Linked DNA regions of Mus musculus: region 1 is linked to region 2. A link is a loop called in an ENCODE intact Hi-C map of the cell type or tissue named here. Cell type or tissue: left cerebral cortex. All regions are shown on one strand. Links, peaks and the distances in the headings refer to the core of each region. The heading gives the core; the rest is flanking DNA.

Region 1 (5,381 bases), core at 113-5,112, 640 kb after region 2:
TCCCTAGAGTCCTGCACAATCTAAGCTTAATGAGCAGCTAGTCAGTGTTTGGATACAAGAAAAACAATGGTTCCTTTCTTCTCTTTGTTGCTTGGTTGGTCTCTTTATAAAAATGGACAAACTCCAAATTCATAAAATAGTCTCCTTTTTACCATCCTATCCAAACAGCAAACCTGTTTTTGACACAGCACAGAGAGAACTTCCTCTCAATTTTACTTTTTTGCTGAAATTCTGAGCTCTGATAAATGATCTACAGTCATAGGCATCAACTCTCCTCAGCTTCCCTTTGATTTAGGTATCTCCCAGGAATACCTAACAGTTCCCATGTCTGCCCACTTGAAGATGAACCCAGTGTCCTGAAGCATTCCCTAACTGCCTTCATTAAACTCATGTGCGCTGCTACTCATGCAAGGCCCACACAACATTCTCTTCTGTCAGGACTGACAGTCATTGCCTTAAACATCTCTTGTGCTACATATGTGAAGAAATATAGAAACCATCTACACGGGGTAAGCAAGAATTGAGTGTGGGGGCGGGATATAAAGAAATGGCCACCGCCTCACTCTCTGTTGGGAAGTTTTTCAGAATACATATGCACAGGATCAGTGGGCCTAAGGGCCTGTGGTAAGCTCTGCATGGCTGAATTAACCTGTGATTTCTACCCCCAGTGTTAATGATAGTAATTCATTAGAATTAGTTCTGAGAACTGCTCTGTATAAAGTATTGCCCTTCCCATCTGAGTTACAAAGATTTCTGTGTCCATTTGCTTAATTCTCTCATGGTGAGCATACAGTGTCATTTACAGGAGAGATGGTGTCCTGAAATTACCATGTTCTGGTGAGGAAAAATGAATATAGAGGGGGCAGATTTAAAAAGTGTTATGAGGGTTATAAAACAGCCATTGGAAGAAGTCAGCAGCGAAGGCCTCTTCTAGGAAGTGACTCAGCTAAGACCTAAAACATGGCAGGGGGCCAGTCCATGAACTCTGCCTGCTAAAAACTTGGGGATATTTCAGGAACCAAAGGAAGCCAGTGGCAGAGAAACCCAAATCATGTAGGACCCACTTTGGGAGAAAGCTAAAGGCTCTGCATTCTATTGTCAATGTTGGAGAAAGCCAAGAGAATTTTAAAATGTAAGAGTGGTGGTATAAAGTTTGTTTCTTCATTATATCTGTTTTTGCTCAAATGAAAATATAACAAGGACTCTTTTGAAAAGAACTTGCCACCCCTGCAATTCCTCTGCATGGAATGGCTTCTACAGGGCAGGCCATTTAGGGACTTTGTTTTTGAGTTCCCTGAATGACTGTTGCTTCAAAATTCTTAGTTGGGGGCTGGAGAGATGGCTCAGTGGTTAAGGGCACTGACTGCTCTTCCAGAGGTCCTGAGTTCAAATCCCAGCAACCACATGGTGGCTCACAACCATCTGGGATGGGATCCGATGCCCTCTTCTGGTGTGTCTGAAGACAGCTACAGTGTACTCATATATAATAAGTAAATAAATAATAAATAATTTTAAAAAATAATCCTTAGTAGGTTTTGCTTAGTGCCACATTTTCATTTTGCCCTGGGCTCTGCATACTATACAGCTGCTCCAGTTTTTTAATGTGGGAAAGAAATGTCCTTTTGCCTTGTGGGATTTATGTATAAACTGTATGTTTATACATACCCGTGTGGAAGTCCAGTGTGTATGTGTGTTGGGGGAGGGAGGGGAGGACCAGCTAGGCAGGTCCTTTAGCATACTACCAAGACTGGCATCGAGTTCACCTAAGTAGGTTCTTAGTAAAGGAAAGCTACAGAATCTCAACCCCTCTGCCTCCCCAATTCAGTTAAGTCATATATATGGCAAGCAAGGGGCCAAACTGGTTTTTGTCAGCCAAAGTCAGAATAATTTTCCAGTGACTAAGCTATCCTCCTCCCTTTGTTGTTCTCCCATACTGCTTTGGTGATCACCCTGGATGGCTGAGAGAATGAAAACATCAAGAAATGGTTGATTAAGGCCCATTTAGGCCTTGAGCAAAAAAGCTGCCCACACCCCCATCCCTGGCTGTGGGTCCCGGCTCAGGATGTGAGGCTGCCACTGTGCAAGCGTGGAAGGAAGGGCCACGAGAAAAATGGGAATGGAGAACGAGGACCCTTCGCTTCCTTCAAGTCACTAGACAAGCACTCAACCTCAGCTTTCCCCACGCAGGACCGACCTTTCCATCGTCCTGAGTCTGCGCAGTCCGCGGCGCAGAGATGGGGGGCGGGGCGGACAGGCTGTGGGAAACCCCCGGGCCCGCGCCTGCGCACTGCCTGCCGGCATTGCTTTCGCTTTTCGATTTCCTCTCAAAGCAGCAGCTTCTCGGTGCCGGCTGAGTTCCCAGAAAGCACGTGGTGCGGCTCTTCCCAGCAGCCGCCTCCCTCCCGCCGCAGCTTGCTGAGCGCCCGGCCGCAGCGTCCCTAGTGGCGAGCGCAGCCCTTGCAGCCCGCGGGGTCCTAAAGCAAAGCCTGGCTGTTTCTGAAAGATTCAAGGACATTAAAAAAAGGGTGTGCATGCGATCCAAGACTTTAACAGTAACATTTTAGGATATTTTCAGTGGGTGTATTTTTTTTTACGTTTGCAGAATTTTTACAATACAGACTGCCTTTTATTCTTAGCTGTTAATTGGATATTTTCCAGTGTCTTTGTCAGCATAACTTTGGTATTCTGTCATATGAATTGTGCTTTAGTCAGCTAGAAGACTTTTCAGTGATACAAATGGAGTTTTGGTAACAGTGCCCTGCAGCACAAATCTTTTATCCATACTGGATCATTTTCTTATGATAAATTTCCTATAAATCCAAGAGCATTGTAAAAGTTTTAACAGTCTGACTGGATCTTCTACACTATAACCTTTAAAAATATATTGATTATTTTTATGTGAATATGTGCAGTCCAGCATGAATTTATGTGTGCCAAGTATCCTCAAAGGCCAGAAGGTGTAGGATCATCTGGAACTGAAGCTGGGGTTACAGATGGTTGTATGAGTTGCCTGATGTGGGTTCTGGGTACTCAACTCCAGCCCTCCCTAAAAGCACACTATGTTCTTAACCACTAAGCTATCTCTCCATCCTCAATATTATAATCTTTAGTAGAATTTTGCACGTTGTACCACTTGTAGTTAATGGAAAGACTGTAGTTTGGCAGTACATGGCCATTCTCCAAAGAGTGTATTGGGAAGAAAAATATTGTGTGCACACAGCAAGTTTGAAATATAACATGTACCTTGTGTTTTCACAAGCTGCAAGATACAGGGCTCCTATAGAATTGCTATGAGCTGAGAAGAAAACCAACACCAAGGTAAGGTATTATACAAAATCGAAAACCAAAGAATTAAAAAAAACTGTGTATTTCCAATGCGTTCAACCATATTCCAGGTAAACAAAAAGGGTGTATATCCAATGAAGTGACATTCTGGGGCTGTATGGTGCCAGTTTCAAGACTTACAACTGGCCAGGGAGGGTGAGAAGGCAGTGGCAGGCATTCTTAGAAATTCCAGTAGATAGACATTTTGATTATAGCAATATTACTAACAAGAAGGTATAGCTAAATTAGAACATGCCAGATGAGAAGCAAGGGGAAGTCTGTAAACATTTTACCATAAGTTTATTTGTTGGCTATTTAGCTGCCACAGGGTGGAAGAAGAAAGATCCCAGATCTAACAAGTTCTGTGGATGAGGGTGTCTTACACACACAGTATAAGGTGTTCCTTAAAGAGATGCTTCAGGAGGCTGTGGGGAGGCTGTGGGGAGGCTGTGGGGAGGGGACTAGGGCTGTTCCACTTGGGAGTTTTCATTTTAGAATTCAGTTCTTGGATGTTCTGCCGCCCACCCTCCACTCCCTACCCCCAGCACCACCGCTGTAAGATCTGTCTCAGTGATCTGGTTTATAGCACGTGTACAACACATGCACCTCACCCTCCAACCCACTGTGGCAAGGCAGCCATTTAATATTTAATATTGCTAGTGAGACTAGCAATGGTGGGGAGCAGAATTGTGCTCCACTGAGTCACGCCTGTCAGATCTTGCCTGAGTTTTCTCACAAATCTAAGGCCTAAGCCTGGAGAACAGTATGGACCCAACACCATTGACCCACATAGTCATCCTCTACTCCTCAAAAGGCTAGCCCGACTGCTCCAGACGTGGCAGGACTCTGAGACTCTGTAATGCTAGATCTGTAATGACACGATGCCTGATATTGTTCAAAACAAGTCACCAGTCAGCCCTGGATTCAAAGGTTAAAGGAAGGGTTCTCTCCATCTGCTAAGGAAGTACACAGTCACATTCCAGAGAGGTGTAGATGACAGAGAAGACAAGACCATGGCCACTGCTGAAAGTGTGGACCAGAAGATCCTTCCTGCACAGTCCTTGGTAGGACTGTGTAAATGATAGTATCTAGACATTTGCCTTGCCTGGCTGCATTAATATATATATATATATATATATATATATATATATATGTATATATATATATATATATATTCCTAGTTACTGTGAATATGTGTTACTATAAATGCTTTGCACAATCAGATAGATATAATCAATATAAGTGAGTAAGCGTGGAATACAAGAAGTGGTGAATAAGTAATAGCAATGATCTTGGGCTTCCCCCCCCCCCACAAGAAAAAAATAAATGTTCACTAAATGAGAGATTTAGAATGGTTCTGAGTCTTCCCCTGTAACATCATGTGTTGGAGTCATTCCAGTGCCTCCGTTACTCCTTATACAACGTGGTTCCTAGGTTCTCATCACCACGACTTTCTTTTGTGTCCATACCACTTCAGGCACAGTAAATCATAACTTTCTTTTTACCTGATGTTTCTGGTTGATTTCTAGTAACTATAGGGACTCTTGTCATGTCTTGACCTTCTTTTTCAAATCCAATGCGAGTCTTTGTATTTGCAGTTTTAAATTTACAGCCCGGGTAAGAAGCCTAGCAGCATCCCAATCTTTTAAGGTTATTTAGAATGATTGTTTTGTCATTTGTCAAGTAGCCATTTCAGGGGAGTGGAGGGGACCTCACAGAGACACAGTGGAAGCCAACACTGGACCGTTCTCCAGGTGGCAGGCTCTAGAGGGTTCCATGAGCTTCTCTTTCCTGGATCAGGTTGTGGGAGCAGCTGCACCATTTCTTGGCACAGGGAAGAAGCAAACAAGAGCAAACAGATGCCAGAGAATGTGGTAAGTTTTAGGCATCAGGACTTCTGGAAGAAGTCATAAGCCCGAGGCAGAACACAGAGAGAACTGCTCTACTCTCAGTAAACCCATGAGACTTTAGGAAGAAAAGGAAAAAAATTAGAAAAATGATAATTCACCAGACATGGCATTGTGTTTTTTAGTGTTGTATCTTTTGCCTACTTGATA
Region 2 (5,364 bases), core at 1-5,000:
TCTTTCAGAGGTCCTGAGTTCAATTCCCAGCACCACATGGTGGCTCACGACCATCTGAATTGGGATTCGATGCCATCATCTGGTATGTCTGAAGACAGCTACAGTGTGCTCACATATATAAAATAAACTTTAAAAACTTTAAAGAAAAAAAAAAACATCTGTAAAATTCTCTCCATTACAGTTAGAAGAACGTACATGTTTTCTACTCTCTGAAGACTGGCATGGGTATTAACACCTGTGTGAAGCTTGGTTAAGGAGGAGAGGAGCCTAGGAAGGGGACAAAAGACACACTCAAAGAAATAGAATTCAAAGTGTATTCTAAGGAGGAGCTTCTAATAGTAAAAATTCAGTATTTGTATTGCCTTTCAGCCACAAGGTACATAAAGCCAACACACCAGCATTGTCTGTGTTACTGACATGGCCAAGGATGATATAACAGTACTATGTCTACTTCTGCAGACAGCAGTTCTCAAGCTCCTCAAAGTTTGGCACTTTCTAAAGCAGCTATAAAAAAGATAGACCACTAATCTTCTTGCCCTGCTGGTTTCCCCAAATTTTGCAACTTTTAATATCAACAGAATGAAACCAATTGTTTAGTGTGAGCAATTTTAAATGTGAATGACATCATTAAATCTAGATTAGCAGAATCAGACCAAAGTCTGGCTTTTTCAATGTTTCTTTGTACAACTACCAAGGTGGGTAACTTCATTAAAACATATATTATGATTAGTATTAGTATTGTAGTTCTCCCCATAACCTCCAAAAGAAGTGATTTTTGGGGGGGAAAAGACATGGACGTTAAAAAGATGTAATTTAGTGTCACAATGACTCAATGTCTGAGAATAAGATGCCTAAATTCTGACTCTCACTTCCTGCTTTGATGATACCTTACCTCACTTCCTGAAAATGTTGTAAGGCCTGTGAGATAGGATCAAAGAACTCCTGCCCAAAGACTCAATACTTCTACCATTCTCTTAGCTCAGCAGCAATTGTCAACTATTTTTCTGATGGCTACCAATAAAATTATTACAATTCTCCCAATCACAGAAGCTTCCATATTCTACTTTTAAGATTCTTTCCTGAACTTTTCTTAAGGCCAACATTTGGTAAGATTTTCAAGTCTATGAAAAAAAGTATTCCAACTCCATAACCAACTAAATACTCTGAATGAATCAAAGATTAACTTCTGCCACTGTGTATTATTTTGGGTTTTGTGAAACTCTGATCTTACAGATGAAATCATTTTCAAGAATGAGTATTCCAGATATTCATTCATGTCCATATCACAACGATGAGTATTGAGTACAAAAAAAGGTACCAAAAAAGGAAAGGGGTGGAAGACATTATACTTCATACACGAACTGATTAAAAAGGAAATGTGTCCAACTGGTGTGGCACACAGAACTGATTTCCAGGTATATCTCTGTGAGTTCGAGGACAGACTAGTCTATAGAATTGTTCCAGGACAACCAGGGCTACACAGAAAAACCCAGTCTCCAAGAAAGGGTGGAAAGGGTAATGTGATCTTTTATCAGCCTCACTGATAAATGCTCACTGACTTCCACACGGTATTCTCAAAAATAAAATTAACCTTTAAAATTGGAGGGGAGTTAAATCCCTACCTAAAACAAATTAGCTGTGAAGGTGAGCTGCTCCCAGTGAGGTCCACTAAAACAGCTCCCTTCTTGAAGTGGCCCATGGAAGAGCCAAACAACTTCAGAACCCCGAAGTCGGCCAAACCCACACCTACCCCAATTTATGCACACCTACCCTCTGGTCAACCGAATAATATCCCCTGTCTGTATGAGCCCTCCGATCTCATCCCACACAGAAATAGTGATGCTTCCCGTTCTATCAGCTACTTTGCAGGATCTCACTTCATGGCCGTCTTTGGTTTTGGTCACTCGTCCTGTGAAGATTTAAAAATCAAAAAGGGGAGAAGGAAAGGTGTGTTAGATAAGGAGTTCATTCGAGGGAGCTCTTTCACCCTCCTCTGGCTCGCTACGTGACTGACTTCTGTCCCCGGGTAGGATTCTGGGCCAGGAGCACGTGGGGTCGCGGGCGGGGAAGAGGTCCGAGCTCTCGAGGGTGTGGGGCGGGCTGCGGACCTCACTTACCTATCTCCAGGACAATAAAGACGACATTTAAGTTTTTCAGTCCGGCCTTAATGTCTTTTATAAAAAGTGGAGGGTCGTTGACCCCGTGCATACTGAGGCAGGTGCGGCTACGCTTCAGAGACCCACTAGGCAAGGCTTCCCACCCTCGGGGAGGGGCAGGGGCAGAGCCGGGGAGCAACCTGGGGCAAGATTGGCGACCGGGGTCAGGAAGCGGTAATTCAGGGGCCGGGTAAACCAGCCCTAGAGGCACGGAGCCAAAAGAAAATAAAAATGGAAAAGGGAGGGGAAAAAGACTCTCACAAGTTCAAAAAAAACAAAAAACCAAAAAACAAAACCGAAGACGCACTCCGCACCCTGAGCCCGCTCCCAAGTGGGCGGCGAGCAAACCAGCGTGCGCACTGCCGCCTCCGCTAAGGGAAAAGGGATCAGGAGACGGCCCTGCCCGAGTCCCGCTGTCCCTCACACAACACACGCACACGCGCGCGCCCCCTCCGTCCCAGGCTCAGGGAAGGTACGTGACAGCAAAACGGCAAGGCTGTTCACCAACCGCGCAGCCCGCGTCCCAAGCAGCAACTGGCGAACGCTCCCTCAGGCCGGCTTTATTAAGCCGCGCCCCGCCCCTTGTGGCGTCACGCGACGTCACCACGCCCACTAGCACGCCTCTGGGGCGGAACACAGCGCCACTGAGCTCGCAGCTTCCCTGGATCCTCCCCTACTGTCAGCACAAGCACCGCCTCCCGGCCGACCAATGGTCTCTCGGCCACACCCTCCTCCCGCTGGTCGCTCCACGTCTTCCGGGTTTCTGTAGGGCTGGGTCTTTTGGTGCTCCGAGGGAGACCTGGCTTCTTCTAATTCCTCAGGATCCTTCAGTAAGGCCACCTTTGCCCTTCAGTCCCGCGATCACGTGGAACTCAGATGTTCCGAACCCCGTGGTTAGAGCAAGTATGCAGTTGAGAAGGAACGGAGAGAGTGATCGAGCAGGATCAAGGAGAGAGAAAAAAGGGCGAACTAAAGGTGTCCGAGGCTTCCAAGAGAGTGGTTCCCAGTCGCAGGCAACTTGGCGATCAACCTTCGTACTTTAGAGGTGTTTAAATTGGGATCCAGAAACACGAGGTGGTCTTTTTAAAAGTAACTTGTAAATAAACCTCTTTTCATGCTGATAATAGCCATACATAGTTAAGTTCCACAGATATTTCATTTTTTCCTTAACCCTTTTCTTTAAATTGCACTTGGCTTTTATATAACTAAGATGAGTTAACCATACACTGGTGAAGGGGAACCTTAAAACAAAACCTGAAAGGGAGGGTTGTGCTTTGCCACCAAACAAGCTGGAGGCTAATTGTGTGACCTTGAAATTAGTTGGTTAAGCTTCCTAGCCAGAATTTAACAATCTGAACAATAAAACTAGGATCCTTGCCTCATAGAGGATAAAATGGGGTCATAAATAAATTGCCCAAGTACAGTCGCAAATAGATCTGTGATCAGTATTTCTTTTCATCAATTTTCTATTGAAAATAATTACCTGTTATTTAATCTCATGGTGAGTGATAATTTTAACCCCCGTTTACAAGTAATAAAACTCACTAGAGAATAACCAAACTGGATTTCAATTTAGGCAATCTTGACCCTAGGAGGCTTCAACCAGAAGTATTTTATGTTTAAGTAGTATGATTGTAACCCTCCAAAACAGATTGAAGAAATGGGAACAGCAGAGTATATTCTAGCATGTTAGAGAATCATATAAGCAAATACTGTGGAAAATAGAAAATGTATATATCAAAAACACACTTCTTTTTCTTTTTAAGGATAATACCGAGAAACAGCATAGAGAAAAGTTTAAGAATAAATAACAAGCCATGTTAAGAACATTGAGCAGCCTAGAGGTGAAGCACACCTTTAATCCCACCATTCAGGAATCTCAGGCAATCTGTGAGTTCAAGGTCAGCCTGAGCTACACAGAAACCTTGCCTTGAAAAACAAACAATATAATAGAGCAAAGTTGTGGCCAGGGATCTGGGTGGGGTGGGGTGGGGTGGGGGACCTAGCCACTCCCTGAATTCTCAACCATTTGCCCTCATAAAAAGGACTAAGAGGGATGCTCAGAATTATTTATATACACATTCCTTAAAGAGGTCCCAAACACTAAGAGACCAGGCCCTGTAGGGGTGTGCCCTAGGTGGGTTCTCGGGGCTGACCAACACTGAGAGGAGAGGTAGACAGACTCATGCACCCTATCCCCAAACCAGAAGACATCTCCAACTGATTAACGGCTCACAAATGAATATTAGTTCTAACAGTTTCACCTGGGCTACAAAAACAACTCAGTGACATTTTGGGAGGTTCTTTGTCTCCTAACGTCTCGTTGGGACTGTTTTGACTGGTCCTTACTGATTGTATATTATGGTTTCTGGTTTTGTACTATTTCTGTGTGTTTGAAAGAGTGTCACAGTGTCCATCTGATTCTTGTGCTTTTTTTTCCTTATGTTTTGTTTGTTTTATTATAATTTTTTAGATTCCTGTTTATTTTCTAACTGAGAAAGTGAATTTAGATGGGAAGGGAGGATCTGGGAGGAGTTGGGATATAATCAGAATATATGGTATGAAAAAAAAAAAACTATGTTCAATAGAACACACTTGCATGCCAAGAGAGGGAGGAGAGAGAGAGAGAGAGAGAGAGAGAGAGAGAGAAGAGAAGAGAAGAGAAGAGAGAAGCAGGCACTCTAAAAAGCAGAAGCTACTGCACAGGGCTGTCCCTCTGTCCCTGCCCTTCCTGGCCCTCCCTCCACCCAAGACAGACTCAGCTGATCCTCTCACTTCCTCCCCTAGCACAGAGCTCCCACAATAAAAATGGCACCACTTTCTCACAAACCCACAGGCAGCCTTGAGAAACTGCAACAAGAACACACAGTTCAATGGAGAGCATAGGTTTCAGCAACTCCTAAGTCACTTCTCAAAGATTATAGTTGATTAAGGATAAAATCAACTATGGGTGTGATGGTCCAAGCTCTTAAGGCAGCACTAGAGGCAAAGGCAGATCAATTGCTAAATGGTCTACACAGTGAGTTCCAGCCCAGCCAAGGCTACAAAAGGGAACCATCTCACAGAAAAAAATAAATAAATATATATATTAGACTTTTGCTGAGGCTGGAGAGATGGTTCATGGTTAAAAACATTGGCTGCTCTCCCCGAGCAGGCCCTGGGTTTGATTCCCAGCATACACAGGCAGGCAATACATATTTGTGGTACA

The links. Peaks named below come from ENCODE experiments on the same cell type or tissue, not always from the same donor. Only the 100,000 strongest peaks of a DNase experiment are listed, where the experiment ranks them.
Region 1: a loop joins it to region 2, with 3 times the contacts of the local background. A loop is called at or near these places in 7 of 42 quality-filtered maps.

The regions. Positions count from the first base shown.
Region 1 is chr1:52,111,527-52,116,907 of GRCm38, forward strand. It overlaps Gm31812 (a long non-coding RNA gene), which reads right to left and starts at 2,364. Exons shown (of 3, transcript XR_373397.4): 1 at 2,195-2,364. In left cerebral cortex, for the core only: a CTCF peak has its summit at 2,438; a DNase peak (open chromatin) is centred at 2,329; H3K4me3 peaks cover 494 bases; H3K27ac peaks cover 556 bases.
Region 2 is chr1:51,475,708-51,481,071 of GRCm38, forward strand. It overlaps Nabp1 (nucleic acid binding protein 1), which reads right to left and starts at 2,692. Exons shown (of 6, transcript NM_028696.3): 1 at 2,118-2,692; 2 at 1,771-1,909. The coding sequence starts at 2,208. In left cerebral cortex, for the core only: a CTCF peak has its summit at 2,795; DNase peaks (open chromatin) are centred at 2,092, 2,789 and 4,931; H3K4me3 peaks cover 2,093 bases; H3K27ac peaks cover 1,652 bases.